Regions from separate parts of the Mus musculus genome. Here region 1 is linked to region 2. Evidence: chromatin loops called from intact Hi-C (ENCODE). Cell type or tissue: heart. All regions are shown on one strand. Links, peaks and the distances in the headings refer to the core of each region. The heading gives the core; the rest is flanking DNA. Region 1 overlaps Rictor (RPTOR independent companion of MTOR, complex 2). Region 2 overlaps Fyb (FYN binding protein).

The links. A loop is a pair of places that touch in the nucleus more often than their neighbours do. Peaks named below come from ENCODE experiments on the same cell type or tissue, not always from the same donor. Only the 100,000 strongest peaks of a DNase experiment are listed, where the experiment ranks them.
Region 1: it touches region 2 in a loop (2.1-fold over the local background); 1 of 42 quality-filtered maps calls a loop at or near these places.

The regions. Positions count from the first base shown.
Region 1 is chr15:6,742,354-6,747,736 of GRCm38, reverse strand. Rictor (RPTOR independent companion of MTOR, complex 2) reads right to left here. Exons shown (of 38, transcript NM_030168.3): 4 at 3,345-3,409; 5 at 2,157-2,288. Among named protein-coding and RNA genes, the nearest start is that of Rictor, 37 kb to the right of the region's middle. In heart, for the core only: no CTCF peak of the experiment used is centred there; no DNase peak of the experiment used is centred there; H3K4me3 peaks cover 962 bases; H3K27ac peaks cover 1,722 bases.
Region 2 is chr15:6,623,496-6,628,878 of GRCm38, reverse strand. All of the region lies in intron 2 of Fyb (FYN binding protein), which reads right to left. It overlaps Gm2245 (predicted gene 2245), which reads left to right. Exons shown (of 7, transcript NR_155272.1): 3 at 2,395-2,494. Among named protein-coding and RNA genes, the nearest start is that of Gm2245, 28 kb to the left of the region's middle. In heart, for the core only: a CTCF peak has its summit at 2,925 (motif pointing right); no DNase peak of the experiment used is centred there; H3K4me3 peaks cover 1,508 bases.

The DNA.
Region 1 (5,383 bases), core at 242-5,241, 120 kb before region 2:
CGTAAGGTGAGAAGCTTGAATTTATTTATGTGACGGGAGCTGTGCAGCAGGAGAGTGTCTGACGGATGCTACAGGACCAGACAAGGACAGAAGGAAGCAGCACCCAGACAGACCTCTCCAAGACACCAAAGTCAAGCCTTAGTGAGTCCCAAACAGACACACACCAACACAGAAAACTCAACAGTGCTGTATCAACCAAGCAAAGTAAGCCACAATTAAAACAAACAAAACCCACCCCTGTAAGGTTCATGGTCTAGTTGTAACCACCTAGGGGAAATACTAACACAAGTCACAAGTTTTACATAGTATCTTTACATAGTACCCAAAGCAGAAGTATGTATTAGCAGAACTAAAAACTAAATACCAATGTGTTCAGTCTATTTAGAAATGAGAAGCCATCATGAATGAATGAATTGACTTCAAAAATACAAGTGAGGGCCATAGTTTACTAACAGCTACGCAAAGTCAAGCCAGTGGAGTACTTGGCACCTTCCACGCGAACGAGGGACGTCCGGATGCAGTGCAGTTCTCGAGAAGCAGAGGACTGAAGCAAGACTAAGGCTAAGGGTCCTGGAGGTGAGTCCTCAGGAGTTCACAAGCATGGGAGGCCCACGGACTCCATAGACTGGGGAAACTATAGGGATTTACCAAGGCTGCTGTAAAAGAAGACAGTACGTCCTATTATCTATATATTAGTAGCTAAAAATCAGAAGAAAAAATAATGGCACTGCCTCCACTACAATGTCTAAAGAGGGTGAGACAGGAGAATCAGTAAGCCTGAAGCCAGCCTGGAATTTGTAGCAGAAACCCTGTCAAAACAAAGTAATACAACAACAGGAATAAATAAATTAACCCACAACAAACAACTGTTGTGGATAGCCCTGGGGCTAACTGTATTTGATGTTAATTCCATTCTCTTGTGAGGGGTTGTGAACAAGGAATGAGTCAGCACTCAGGTAATTTCCTGTAAACCTGCTTCCCACCTTAATTTGTAAAATAAAGGAGAGCTGATGATTAGGCAGATAAAAGGGAAGGTGGAGTGGAAGGTGGGAGAGAGAGGAAGGAGAAAATGAGAGAGAGGACGCAGAGGAGGAAGAAGAAGAGCCGGAGGAGAAGCACATGGCCTGAAGAAACTGCAAGTTCTAAGGGGGTCTCACAAGCTGTGGAAGATGGTAGTGTAGCGGTAGATCTGCCCAATCTAGGCACACAGCATGTAATCATAGTAACTGTGTTGTGTTTTCATTGCCGGGCCTATTTGGGAGGAGATTTACCGCAACAAACAACAGAAGTCCCAAACCCAGTAAGTGTGACTAAAGCTCACCAAACAGTCACGGCATCTAAATGATCAGTGCCGTGTCTTAAGAAAAAACCTGCGGCCCCAACACATAGTCAGCAGAGGACTGCCTGGTCAGGCCTCAGTGAGAGAAGATGCATCTAACCCTTGAGGCCCCAGGGAGAGAGGAGGCCTGGTGGGGTGGGGGTGGGATGGGGGTGGGGACATCCTTTTGGACACTGGGGTGAGGAAGGTATGGGATAGGGAGTGGATGGGGGATGAAGTCCAGACTGTAAAAAGGGATTAAAGAATAAAAATACATTTTACAAAGAGAGAGGGATGCCGACCACAATCACATAGCTAAGCACACATGCATCAGGTTCCAACATCTCCTTCTCTATGCCTGCTTCTAAGAAGTGAGCACCTCACAGACTTACACAAGATTGCAGGGCAGATTCATTCAAAATAGCTCAACACTGAAAACTATCCTGAATGAACAGATTCAAGCATGTCCTAAGCATAAGACCAAATACTTCATAGCAAAAATAAAATTTAAAAACAGATATGATCAATGTGGAAGAACCTTACAGATGATGAGAAAACAATAAATGTATACTTACATATGTCGATTATACACATTAATTAACATGTAATGTGAAATGCAAAGACAGGAAAACAAATCTCTAAGGAGAAAACTATTTACAATTGCTTGAAAGTATAAAGGGAGTCCCTCCTTTGCTAAAAACACCATTAGTCTTGGTCTTACTTGATCATGCACCTTTGCAAAATTAAGCTTTACACCAAAAATCTGTACAGGTTTGGCTGGATGCTAAACACAAAACTTTAAAGGCATAAGAAAGACAGGCACGTCTCAGAACATTACCTAGCTATTAAATAGTCCACTTTCAGTTTTAGCACCTTCTGGAGAATACTGGAATCTTGGATGAGATAGCGCAGCGCTCGCAACCCGGCTGCTCTTACTTCTTTTGCCTCATTTAATAAAGCTAAGCGCAAACTGTAGGAAAACAAAAACGTTCTGTTACACAGGCTTCAAAGACACCACAGTTCAGCAGAGGTTACTTTGCCCCCATGTGAAATGCTTGGGACGAGAAGTAGTTCTGATTTCTTGTATTTTTAGACTGAAACTACTTTCAAGACTATTTCAAACTGAGTATCTCTTACTTGAAAATCTAGACCCCCCAACCTTGTGAATGCTTGAGATGGCTCTAACAAAGTCTCGGATTTTGGAGCATTTCAGATTTTTCATACTTTAGGATTTACTCCCATATCAAGTTCTTTCATGGCTAAGGTATCCCAAACTTTTTGTTATATACAATTAATTCTATTTAAGAAAAGTCAACCAAACAAAAAATACTACAAAGTAAAGAATTGTATTTGGTGATGTCTTTATTCTGTGCTTCCTCTGAATAGTCACACTAATCCAGCCAATTGGGAGTTTTACTCATCTTCTGGCAGATTGTGTAAATGGAAGAAGAAATCCTATAGTCTTTTCAAACTGTATCTTTAGATGTTTCTACAATGTATCCTTTATTTGCATGTATGCTTCCACATGTCTCAAAGGATAATTAGTTTAATTCAATAACAAGATAGTTAACAGTAGTTAGTAAACACATACTACTATATTAATGTTTACTCCCAAGAACATCCAAAAGTGGCACTGAAACTGCTTGATCAATTACCTATTAGCCTACAACAAGTTTGTAATAGATACATTCTTTCTTAGGGAAAATCTAGGGTTTTTTTTTTGTTGTTGTTGTTGTTGTTCTAACGTTTCCTGGAAAGAATGAGACATTCAGTCTGCAAATTTAATATTTAATTACAATTTTTGGAGAAGTTCGTGTAATTCTGGATATTTAGGTTTAGTTCTTTGTACCCAGCAGTACAAAATCTGAGCTAATGCTCACACAGCCAAGTTACTGACTGCTCCTTTCAGCCAAACACTGTGTCTACAGAACCAGGCATGTGCTGCAGGCACCCTAGCTCGGACTTAAATTGTTATAATAGAAATTACTAAAATAAGGGATGGGAGAAAAAACTGAACTACACTTACCAAATTATGATGTCTTCATAATTAAAGCCCAGTTTTTCTTCACTATGGCCAATATCGCAAAGAAGCTGTTAGAAGAAACACAGAAATACCTTACATATGAGTTTAGATTTATATGCTTGTCTATGCACAATTTTGGGCTGAAAAATGGAACCTTTTTCTTTAATGAATTTCTAAAAAAAAAAAAATCTGTAATCGTGTAATAAAAATACACTGCATTATTTCTATCATCTAAAGTTTTACTTAACCACAACTTTAGACTGACCTCTTCCCTCGACTTTTTGAACTGCCTGTCTTTTGTCTTCTGCTGAGTTTCTGTCCCACCGTCTTGCGTCTTAGTGTTGCTGTCTAGCCACCACTCCCACGGTCCCTGCTTTTACAAGCACTGCAGATGGTCTACAGACAGCCCGTCTATCCCTGACCCTGCTTACTCTTATCTTCACTCTCCCTCCGTCCTCCCAGTGTTATTCAGGATGCTTAAGATAGCACTGCTGTTAACTGTTTATTTTTTCAACCCACACACAGTTAATAATAGCTGATATTCACACCGTTTTCCCCTTATCGTTCTTCCCTAATGTCACAGTTCCCCCACTGGTCACACTGGTGACATTGTTTGCTCATGTTGTGATCTTACTTTTGCCTAGGTTTACAGTTGTTTTTTGTTTGGAAGTGATTTTATTTTCGTTTTTAAAGCAATTTTGGTGAACACACTGAATTTTAGTTTAACTGCTAATTTCTTCCTAAAGTTTCAGGGCACTTGGTTGCTCAGAGTCTAGCATAAATCTTGCTGTCTGCTCTTTCAAAACATGTCTTTCCTCACATTCTTTCAGCCATTTTCTTCCTCATCATTGGCTACTTTGATTTGTTCAGCTGTGATTTCCTTTGCATCCACTTTGTGTAAAATAAATAATACCTTGGGAATCTCTGGTTTTGAACATTTTATCAATTTTTTAAAACATTCCATATATTATCTCTTCAAAATCACTTTGTCCAAATCTCTTCTCTTCTGCTGGCAAAAGGTATATGCATTTTCATTAAATCATCTTTTCTTCTCTATTTTCTCTGATTTCAACTGTTCCTTATTTTCTACTGACGTCCTCTCCTACTGTCTGAACCTTCTCTCCTATACCAGTGGTTCACAGAGGCCATAGATCAGGTAACCTGCAGATCAGACATTTACATTAGGATTCGCCACAGCAAAATTACAATTATCAAGTAGAAACAATAATTTTAAGGCTGAGGTCACACAACAACATGAGGAACATGAGGAACTGTGAGAACCACTGCACTAACACATCTAGGGATTTTTAAATTTTAGATAACGTATTTTTCTTAAATTAAAACTTTCTAAGATTCTAGTGAAAACCCTTCCTTTTTCACCCATTTTCTCCACAGTTCTATTTCTTTGCTACTTACATGGTTACTCATGGTGCAAACTGATATAGACGCTAGCGTCTTTGAGGCTCTTTTTAGTAGTTGTATTCCTTTGCTCTGACCATGCCATCAGCCCTGTGCTTTGCTGGCTCCTGTGCTCTTAGCAGACTGGCATTTTTCCGACGTGAGCTCAGCCTTCTCTCTGGCACTGACAGAAAGAACTGCCACCCTCTGGACCCGCCTCACCACTAAGGCTTCAACTGAAAGCTTGTTAGTAACAGCCCTAGTCTCCAGGATAATACATTGTATTTGTCTTATAAAAATACTACTAAGTTCTATGTCAAATTCTCTGCCTAGCTTAGGCGTTAAGGATCCCATCCGAGCTAGCCCCAGGATTCAACAGATCCATGAAGGGGATCTCTGGCCCCGCCTTTCTTATCCTTCAACTCCAGCCCTCTCTCCTCAGACAACTCATAGCCATGCACGTTCTGTGCTTCAAGTCAGCTGAGTATTCCCGGAGAATGAGAGACGGACGCCCACTTCACAGGAGCCTTTCTCTACACCTCTGGCCTCCGTACTTCTGGATGGTCAAGTAGTTTGCTGTCTTCAAACAACACTCTCTACTTGTTTTTAACTCTGGGTTTGTTTGGGGGTTGTTTTTTTTTTTT
Region 2 (5,383 bases), core at 111-5,110:
TTTATAATTGCGGTACTCTGGGGTTCAAAGCCAACCTGGACTATATAATAAGTTTCCATTTCAATGACAAAGCAAAGCAAAGAAAAAAGGATCCTGTTGGAAATAATTATTTAAATAAGATTGCTAGGTGTGGACAAGGAAGAACAAGTTTTACAATGGAAATTAAGTAATGTTTGGTTTCTGAGCTGGGGGAATGAAGTGCTTACTTTACATATCAAAGCAGATCTGGACTTAAGGTTCTCCCAGCATCCCTCAGTCCATACCTGGCACACCCTGCTCCCATCCCTGAACTTTCCAGCCTAGGGGTTGAGCTGCCCTTCCCCCAAAAGGCTCCTGCCTATATAATCCAGACATTTTGATCTCTCTCCCTCATTTCTCTTTCTCTTTCTCTCTTCGGGCACACACACTTTCTCCCCCCCCCCCCCCCCCCCCACACACACACACACTCATAGTGACTTCCCTGGCCTGGTCTTTGGGGTTAGTGAACTCATCCAAGAGCAGCTCCCCAATAAACCTGACTTCAATATATTCTAATCTGGCTTGAGTTGGCTCATTTCACTGGCAGAGAAATAACCTATCTCTTAACATAAGTCCTTCACCTTAGCTTTAAGGAATAGCATTTTACTGAGAACGTAAATACTCTGGACATAAAATACACTGACATTCAACCAATGAATGTCCTTTTCACGGTGAGCAGGGCGCAGGGCTGAGTAATGAACTCTGTTCTTCCACTGCTTTGCTTTTACAGAATCCTCACTCTGTCTCGGACACTCTCTTTCTCCATGCTTAGCTGGGGGGGGGGGGGGTTTACTGGGTTAATTCCATCTCTAAAATAAAATGAAATAAAATAAAATAAATAAAAATAAAGAACTGTTACTAGGGTGTGTGTGCGCGCGTGTGCGCGTGCGCGTGCGCGCACGGACACATGAGTAGAGGTCAGAAGAAGCATGCTCTGGGGTTGGGTCCGTCCTTCCATCTTTCTGTAAATTCTGGAGATTGGAGTCAGGTGCTCGCCCTGTATTCTTTTTTCATGTCATCCCCCTGCTGTAGACCCCTGACCCAAGTTTTTCATAAAAGTGCCTCTTCTGGGAGGTTATTACCCAGTTCCAAAGCCTGCCCTTTGCTGCTTCCGGGTGTTATCAGTCCACCTCTACAGGGCTACAAAGTCTCTATCTATAACCAGACCACAAAACCTTTGATAAAATAGATTGTCACTTTGCTAATTTACTATAAAAGTTATCATTTTGAAAATACTTTTAGAGTAACTCCTGTCTTGCTAGTTCTGGGTGTGTTTGTATTTTTAATGAACTAATGATACAGAGACTAGGGGTACTTTTATCACCCAAATGAATTATTGCCATTTGTTTAAAATGATGTAATCACCATCACCATCATCATCCCCCACTGGACTCATCGACTACTTTCTAAAACACCTGGATACATAATAAATAAATAATAGTAATAAGACAAAAGGCATTGGCACATTCAGTCAAAGTGTTTCTCACCCAAGGAGATGTTACTTGTATACATAGACTCAATATTATGCCATATAAAGTGTGATGCCATTTTATATAGGTCTGAGTTCATGAAGTTTATAGTATTAAAATATTAAGTATGAAATAGTGACCCCAATGGCCATGACAGTGGAGAATAAAATGGACCAAGATGAGGATAAGAAATAGATGCAAATGTCCTGAAAAGATCCAAGTCCAGTTGCCACCAACTGCTCAGTGTTCCAGGAAGGCATAAAGAAGAGTTTCACAGAGAGAAGAAAGGAACCAGCCACAGCTGACCACAGGCAGCCAAGAGGAGGCAGTGGGCAGGGAGGAGAAAGAGCAGGAAGCTTATCTGAGGAGATGAGTCCCTGCAAGCCGGCTTCTCACTACAGCCCTTTGTTTCCTGCGCAGCCTAAAGAACCAAATGAAATTCATTTAATGTTATGCCCGTCATTTTGGAGCACTCTTAGGGTGGGGTGGGGGTTGCAGCTCAGTGACAGAGTGCTTGCCTAGTGCCTGTGAGGTCCTGGTTCAATTCCCAGGAAGGTAAAACCAAAAACAAATAAACAAAGGCTCTATATCTTAACATTTAAAGATGTGAAACTATATATTTTTTTAATTTTATTTTAATGCTCTTATTTACTCTTTGTAAGTTTAGCCTTTAACTTTATATGCCTCAGTACAGGGGAACGCCAGGGCCAAGAAGTGGGAGTGGGTGGGTAGGGGATTGGGGGGGGGAGTATGAGGGACTTTTGGGATAGCATTTGAAATGTAAATGAAGAAAATATCTAATTAAAAAAAAGTTTAGCTTTTAACCTTTTACTGCTGATTTTTTTTTTTTTTTTTGTGAAGAAATCTAAGTGACACATATCGTTATTTTTATACCTGCCCTTTTCAGGAATGGACCCCTCCCTTGGGAACACGTCTTTCTATATTTCACCTATGAGAAATTTCCAAACGATGACTGGCCTAAGCCAAATATTGCCAAATGGAATTAGGTAAGGCTATCTGATGTGCCAAGTGTCCAGTTCTGGAAAATTCAAAGCACTTGTAGTTGATTACAAGATCACACTGGTACATTCTTGTTTGAAACAATCCCTGGTCCTAACTAGAGTGACTTCAGGGAGAACGCTTGGCCCTTCCTTTTCTGACCTTAGTCACTTCCCATTCATTATTATTTCTTATTACCTCACGTTTCCTGTCTTATTACTATTAATACCCAGAAAATTTGCTTTGTATATAAAATCTCAACCCAGGGTTCCATCTGAAGGATGGGTTATACTGATACAATTCTGATTCCTTCTAAAACAGCCCTAAGAAATGTGCTATAGTCAAAGACATGGACTTGAACATTAACAACAAAAAGCTCCCCCTTCCGATTTCATTTCACTTGGTCAGACTACAGGAAAATGTAATGAGCGGCCTGCTTTCTGCCCACTAGGTGGCGAAAGAATGCAATTTAAAATACCGGTAACATGCCTCCCACAAACTCAAGATTTTTGAAATGATTCGTGACTTCTGGTTCCCATTTACCTTCAAACCTTTCAGACTGAAACATAAATCGATCTGAAGGACATGATTAGAAATTATTCCCTAGAATAACTTCAGAAGCTGAGCAGGTTCTGCATGGTCAAAGTCCCCATCTCCCCAAATTCCCTCCCCACTTCCTGGTTGGAGATTCCACTGTGCACCCAGGAAGCTCTAACCTGTCAGTCATTTAGCCCAGCCCTCACTGAGGCTGAGCCAGACTCTGTTCCAGAAATTCTTCCCAGCCTACAGCATTGTTTTTGCCTTTGCTGGTTATTTCTTATCACCATATATAAGCATGTTGTCATTTTCATATAAGCTCCATGCTACCCTTGCTACCTAATATCAGCCTAGGTTATAGTGACATGAGATCCTGACTCAAGATACAGAAACAGAAACGAACCAAAATTCTTCCCATCCTAGTTGTTACTCCGTGTCTTTGCTTCACACCTTGAACAGACTCTGAATTGGCTCTTTCCAGTTTCTTTCTACGTGTGTGCATGCATGTCTAGACCGGCAGTTGAAGTTGGGGAATCTTCCTTTATCACGTTACACTTTGTATTTCTCAGTGAATCCAGAGCCCTTGATTTAGCTACCATGAGCCTCGGGACTCTACCTGCCTCTGCCATATCCGTAACCCCTCCACTTCGTCAGAAATGGGGTTCCATATACATGCTTTTAAATGTGTGATGGGCACAAACTTCATGCTCCTGTGGCAGGCACTTTCCAGTTGCTAAGACCACACACGATCCTCACTGTGAGTTTCATTAATAAATTCAAATTCTGCTACTGTTCCCTTCAAAATGTATCCACAGTGCAGACATTTCTTGCCGCCTCTGCAGAGGACAGCCCATCTTGGCTAGAATGCTTTGGTAGATTGCCTGCATTTCTGCACCGTCTAAATGGTTCTGGTGCTGCCTCCGCGTTTGCCCATCTACTTAAAGTGGCCTTAATCAAACAAAAGTCAAAAAACCTTGGTGCTGTGCTGCAACCATCGGGGTTCGCATCTCACTTACCGTGACAGTCGCAGACTGTCACAGCACGCAGAGCCCTTACAACAGCGGGCTCTTTCCCCATTGTGTCTCTTGCTGCTGTTAGTGTAATTCTGCCCGCCTCCTCCTTAGACTCCAGCCTTTCTGTTCTCTGCCTTGAGCAGCCCCTCCCCCACAGCTTTATGCCCAACGCCCACATCCCCTTGCATCTTTGCTCCCTCGCATCTCTGTTTAAAGCTGTAACGCTATGCTGCCTGTAACACCCCTCACGTTTTCCTTTCCTGTTTTCTCCCTCAGCACTTGACCCTTACTGCCCACCGCAGTGTCTTCCATCTGTCTGTCAGTTCCTGTTTCTCCTGCCCTTGCTTCATATAGAAGCAGAGATCTCTGTTTTGTGCATGGCCTTCCCGGAAGTTCAATAGAAAAGACACAGAGGAGTGACTTGAAGGTTTATTGAGTGACTATTTTACACACCTTTTTTTTTTTTTTTAATGTATGAGTACACTGTTGCTGTCTTCAGGCACATCAGAGGAGGACATCAGATCCCATCACATTGTGAGCCACAATGTGGTTGCTGGGAATTGAACTCTGGACTTCTGGAAGAGACTTGGTTAAGAGCAGTCTTAACCAAGGAGCCATCTCTCCAGTCCCAGTGAATATTTTAAAAGCCCAATAGGTTGTGACTTGTGAATGGATTCTGAGTAGGGAGGGAACAGCATCCCAAGGGTGCTCTGAAGGTGGGATAAGAGGCTTAGAAACACATGCCTCTTCTACTTTTCTGCCTCAAACCCAACCCAGCCATTTCCTCCATACTCTTGAGCATGACTAAGGCTCATTTTGCTTTCATTTCCTCTATGTATTTATCTAACTTCCCCTTCAGCGGGGGAGATTTCGCATCTAGATATTTCCTCATTGTGGAATTTATGGTTGGGGACTTTAAGACTGTTAGAGTTTTCTGTTTTGAAGAGTCGACTAAGCTCCTAGAGGTCCTTAACTTTCCCACTTCCCCCCTTTCTGCACACCGTAGTTAACTTTACAGTGCTCTAAGTATAGATTGCCCAGGCAATGGAAAGCACCCAGCCTCTTTTGTTCTTTCCAAGTTCCTTCTAAGTTGGATCTATTTTTATGAAGTTGGCTGGTCATAGATAAGCCACGTAGCAAGAGGAAGCCTTGATATGATGGAGATTATAAACGACTCAAGGTTTATTACTATCAGTGGGCGTTGGAGATAACTTAAGGAAACAATATTGCCTACAAGAGTCCAAGCCTACTGGGCGGGCTGTTGGCAGCCATCTTGTTGGTTTTAGAGGGAAGTTGTTTGAGGTGTGTGTGTGTGTGTGTGTGTGTGTGTGTGTGTGTGTATTTGTA